2 separate regions of the Homo sapiens genome follow, and region 1 is linked to region 2. A link is an interaction called in ENCODE POLR2A ChIA-PET data of the cell type or tissue named here. Cell type or tissue: A673. All regions are shown on one strand.

Region 1 (2,500 bases), 330 kb after region 2:
ACTGCTACTTATTTACTTATGTATACTGTTTCATTTGAAAACATGGTGTTATTCATTGACTGTCAAGCAACATATACTGCATTCCTGCCCACACAAAGCCAGCTCTGCAGATATCCAACACACCCACCTCACTGTGAAATATAAGATGGCTTTTCATCAAGTTCTCAGGGAGGAAATAGGGTGGAAAAGGAAAAATGAAACGCAATTCAAACCTAAGAAACCCTTAGAGGCTGGGTGCTCCCAGAAGGAACAGAAAGTAGAAGGAAGGTACAAAGGGTGAAGGAGAGGAGGTCCTAGTTCTCCCTCTTTCACAGTCCAAAACAGTCCCAAAACAGGAGAGCTCTCGACTCCTCACAAGAGGCCAGAGGATGCGAGGGGCTGCGGGAGGAAGACTGAGCATCAGAGAATGGGGGATGGGAAGAACTTAAGTGGGAGAAGCCGCTTCCTCCGTAAAGCTGGCTGTCTAGGTCGGTCTTTGATTTTTGCTTCGCCCCATCCCTCCTTTTTGGGAAACACCAATTTTATCTTACGGAGGAAAGCAGCTCCAGTCCCACCCTGGCGAGCAGGGACAGGTGTAGGGAGGGATGTTTGGCCTTCCGGGGGTACGAAATGGGGTTGGGGGCGGCAGCCTAGAGAATCGGTACCTGTGAGTCCTCTCCGCCAAGGCTGAGGTGCGGGGTGGGAGGTGCCTTTGAATGAGGGGTGTCAGAGGGAAGCCCCTTCTGAGGAGCTGGGAATCGACGAGGGACAAAAAGTAGCTGTGAGGACCCTCGGAGGATGAGGAGCCGCCTCCTCGGGGAATACCGGGAGGTGGAGGAGACGGCCCCGCCCCCTCAGGGGATGGGCCCAGAGGCCGTTGAGACGGCGGCGGGAGGCTACCGGTGCCCCTATCCTTGCTTTGCTCTTGAGAACCCGGCCTCCCAGCCATCACCAAGCCCCAGGGATAGTTGCTCCTACCTTTCCACGACGCTCCGGGCTCCGCTCCCCTCCGCCTCCACTCCCCATCCACAGCGGCTGAGGCTCCGCCCCCTCAGCCGCCCGGCGGGGGCATTGGCATTCACCAGCGCCAATCGCCTCCTTGCTTCTCCAGCCTCGGCCCCAATCCGCGCCGGCTGGAGGCGGGGCTTCTCCAAAGTCATTCAGGCTCCTCCCGGGGCCCCAAGATCCCTTTTGTTTGGGAAGAGCAAGGCCGGGATTGAGCTCGCGTCACTTCCGGGAGGAAGCGCCCTCCTGGGTCCTGGGCTTCAGGGTGGGCTCGCGCCCCTCCCGGCTCGGGGTCTGCAACTTTCCACCTCTGCGTGAAAAGTCTGGGCAGGACCGTGACTAGTGCTTCGTGCTTTTACCTGACTGTACGCGGAGTTTAGGAATGGAGGGCTCTGGTGGCCTAATCGATTGGGATTTTATCCAGAATGTTAATAAATGAAGTGGGCTTTGGTGTCTGCATTAGAATGAATTCGTTGTTGAAAAACCTGGCTTCCTTGCTCCCTTTTTTTTTTTCTTTTTTCTGGAAGCGCCTGTGGGCGTGGTGCTGGAAGCAAGGGTGCAAAGATGAAACACCTGGAGATCACCCTTCTCTCAACCACATTTTGTACAGAAGAGGATACTAACTTTGGGGGACATAAACCCAGCCGACCTGCCTTCCAGGCGGAAGTCAAATAATTGCAAATTTGTGTGGCAGGTTTTTCCACCCTATGCTTGCCAGCTGAGGCGACTTTTTTCTTTCCTTGGCCTCATTATATTGTGGGGAATGGTGTTTGCAGTGAAGTTGAAACAATGGAGAGTACAGAGGATGCAAGGAATGTCTGCCTTGTGAACACAGGAATGCAGATCTTGGTGGCAGCAAGTCTTAGGCAGGACCAAATAACTCAGAGAGGGGAGTGGATGTATAACTAGTTGTATCCCTACCTAAGGTCAAAGTTTCTGAATTCCTTTTCCACAGAATGGCTGTCAGCTCACAGATTGATGCAGCTGGTTACATTTACAATAACCACATTATTTAAAATACAATATAATAAATATTTGAGACGAATATTCATAATGCATAAATAATGTAGTACACTTAATACATTATCCCTAAACTTAGCAATTATAATTCGCAAGACAGCATTAGGGACCTAGTGCTTGCCTAGGCAGACAGTCCCCAAGGCAGATGCAGCCTGCCTCATGCAGTTTACAGTCTGACTGAGGGATGTGATCAGTTTGTGCGATTATAGTCTGAAAGAAGTAAACAAGTATTTATCATGTTATCACTGTGCCATGTACTTTCATTTAATGGTATTTGATGTCATTTTCAGTGCTGTATGAGAAATCTATCCTACAGTGTAGGATAGACATCATTGTGTCCAATTTACAGATGAGAAGATAGAGATTCAGAGAAGTCAAATAAAGTCATAGAGCTAGTAAATGGTAAAGAATTTCCAGTAAGGATGTATGACTCCATACTTATGCCATATTCTGCTCACTTCACACTGGCTCTCACATGCTGGACTAAGAATGGGCG
Region 2 (2,500 bases):
TGAGGGTCAGAATTCAGCATCGTCCAGGTGGGTCTCTACTGACACCCCCCTCCCTAAGGCCTTGGTGATCTCAACACCCACAGTCTCAGAGGCTGCAATTCTCTTACTGATGAGATATCTAAGTAGCCCATGCCTCTGAGTCCCTGAAGCCTATGTGTCATCCCTGAGCCATCTAGTGTCAGCCTGACTGCACTGACCTTTAATTCTAAACGGAGGCTCTAGCCTTCCACCCCTGCTGCCCAGCAGGGGCCTTTGAAAAGAGAAGACTCTAACCAGTTCTACATCCCACCCAGAATTTCTCCTGGAGCCAGACCTTCTGAGAATCATAGCCCAAAGACCCCAGAAGAGATGGGTCAGAGTGGGCAATGGAGATGCCAGCTGAGCCCCAGCTGTAACTGAGTTGAGTGACCTCTGGGTGTCATAAGGCCTGCTTGAAATTTGGAGGATGAGAGTAGAGTGGAGACCAGATGGTCCCACATCCCGGTGTGTGGATATTCTGGATTATTTCAGACAGGAGAACAGTGACCTTAGTAAAAGTCTCTGCTCTAGCATCTCCCAAGAAAAATGTTGCTGCTGTCCAGCCTGTACTTTGCTGGTTCCAGTAACTTGACATAAAATTAACATGGGAGGCCTACGTTGGAATCCTATTATTCAGGCTAGTGGAAAGTCATCAGTCTTAGAGGTCTGGGAGCCCAGGCTATGAGATCTTGGGCAAACTGCCTCACCTCTCTGGAGCTGCTTCCTCATCTGTTAAAATAAGCAAACAAACAAAAACCTGAGGTGCTTGGATGGAGATGATTTTAAAGTCCTGTCCATCCCATACCCAATGAATGGCCCATACCTGTGCCAAAGATTTGGGAAGTTATTTGGCTTTATTTTTACTTTCCTTCCGCAAGTCAATCCAATCCCATCCAAATGAGATACTGCTGGTCTGGCATAAGGGGAGAGTGTTTTCCTGCAACATGTTAACAGCTTGCTGGGGATTCAGAACTGATGCGAAAGAGGGAGGTGGTGGGTGCTGAATGTGACCTCTTGTTTCTATGCCCTGTGGCCACAGGGTATCTGAAGAACTGTGGGAATCTCATTCCCAAACCCCCATCATGCCATAGCATGTGGCCCAGAAGCCGCAGTCTGGTATCAAGTACTTTAACCTAAATTATCTAAATTGTCTGTCATCAACTCTCCAATTCAACTGGACATTCCTTAAGGGCAGGAATTGTGTGTTGACCTTCGTGTCTCCAGAAAAGCCCAGCTCCACATTAGGTATGTGATTGCAGATCCATCCATATCTGCTGAGCAGCTTAACTGAAATGCCCCGGAAAGACTGATGCTGCATTTGACATGAGGCATGTAAGTGAATCCCCATCTTTCCTGGCTGATGACTGGATACCATTCTTCAGTTCACGGCTCAGTCAAGCCTTTCTTGTCCAGGCCGTGACCCCCAAGAGCTATCGTGTGACCTGGTGAAGAAGCGAGAGGGTAAGGTTAGAGAAGGGAATGCCTATTCCATTCCAGCATGCCAGAGACTACCCAGAATATGCAGGTCACTTAGAGGACATTGCTGCCAATCCTCTCACCCTAAAGCAGGCCGGAATGGGAAAGCATGGCCTGGTGACCCATGCAAACATACGTCAGACAAGCCTCCCCACTGTTTGCTTCAGAGTAGCTACCCAAATTGCAAGCACTTCCTTACAGGCCACAAACCCAAACCTATAACATGGTGACAAATGTCACAAGCTCTGTAGTGGGTCTCATTCTCTTCTGATCTTAAATATACTCAGAATGGCTGTCCCTCATCCCTGCCTCCGGATAGAGAGAGGATGCTCTACTTTAGAGCCAAACTTTTTCTTGCTGTAGCTCCTTTTGTTGTGTGCTCTGTGAAAATGGTTGCTCTCTTCAGAAGCCAAAGGCTGCCTTTCCTTCTCTATTTTTTTTTCTTTTTTTCTTTTTTTGAGATGGAGTCTCACTCTGTCGCCCAGACTGGAGTGCAGTGGCATGATCTCTGCTTACCGCAACTTCTGCCTCCTAGGTTCAAGCAATTCTCCTGCCTCAGCCTCCCAAGTAGCTGGGATTACAGGCGTGTGCCATTATGCCCAGCTAATTTTTGTATTTTTAGTAGAGACGGGTTTTCACCATGTTGACCAGGTTGGTCTTGAACTCCTGACCTCTTGATTCACCCACCTCTGTCTCCCAAAGTGCTGGGATTACAGGCATGAGCCACCGCACCCAGCCCTCCTTCTCTATTTTCTTATGTGTTTGCTTGTTTGCTGTGTGTGGTGGGAGGGAAGGAAAGCCAAAGGCAGAACCCTGGCTTGCCCTGCAGTGTCACTCTTCTGTACCAATGGTGACGGCAGAGCAATGCGGCTGATTAGCCATGACACACATGGAGCTGCTAACGAGTTTGATAAAAAATTTAATTACCCCTTGTTCTGTGGAGCAGGCAGCAAACCATGAAAATAATAATCCTCTTGGGTGCTGTGACAGTGGACAGAGAAATCTG

What was found. Peaks named below come from ENCODE experiments on the same cell type or tissue, not always from the same donor. Only the 100,000 strongest peaks of a DNase experiment are listed, where the experiment ranks them.
Region 1: POLR2A ChIA-PET joins it to region 2 with 9 read pairs; 10 of 35 experiments call an interaction of 5 or more read pairs at or near these places.

Annotation. Positions count from the first base shown.
Region 1 is chr1:112,394,730-112,397,229 of GRCh38, reverse strand. CTTNBP2NL (CTTNBP2 N-terminal like) reads right to left here and starts at 1,016. Exons shown (of 6, transcript NM_018704.3): 1 at 958-1,016. RefSeq lists a silencer at 769-818. In A673, a CTCF peak has its summit at 2,353; a DNase peak (open chromatin) is centred at 1,109; H3K4me3 peaks cover 1,848 bases; H3K27ac peaks cover 2,207 bases.
Region 2 is chr1:112,725,589-112,728,088 of GRCh38, reverse strand. It overlaps TAFA3 (TAFA chemokine like family member 3), which reads right to left. Exons shown (of 6, transcript NM_182759.3): 6 at 854-1,460. The coding sequence ends at 1,449. Among named protein-coding and RNA genes, the nearest start is that of TAFA3, 7.9 kb to the right of the region's middle. In A673, no CTCF peak of the experiment used is centred here; no DNase peak of the experiment used is centred here; H3K27me3 peaks cover 1,287 bases.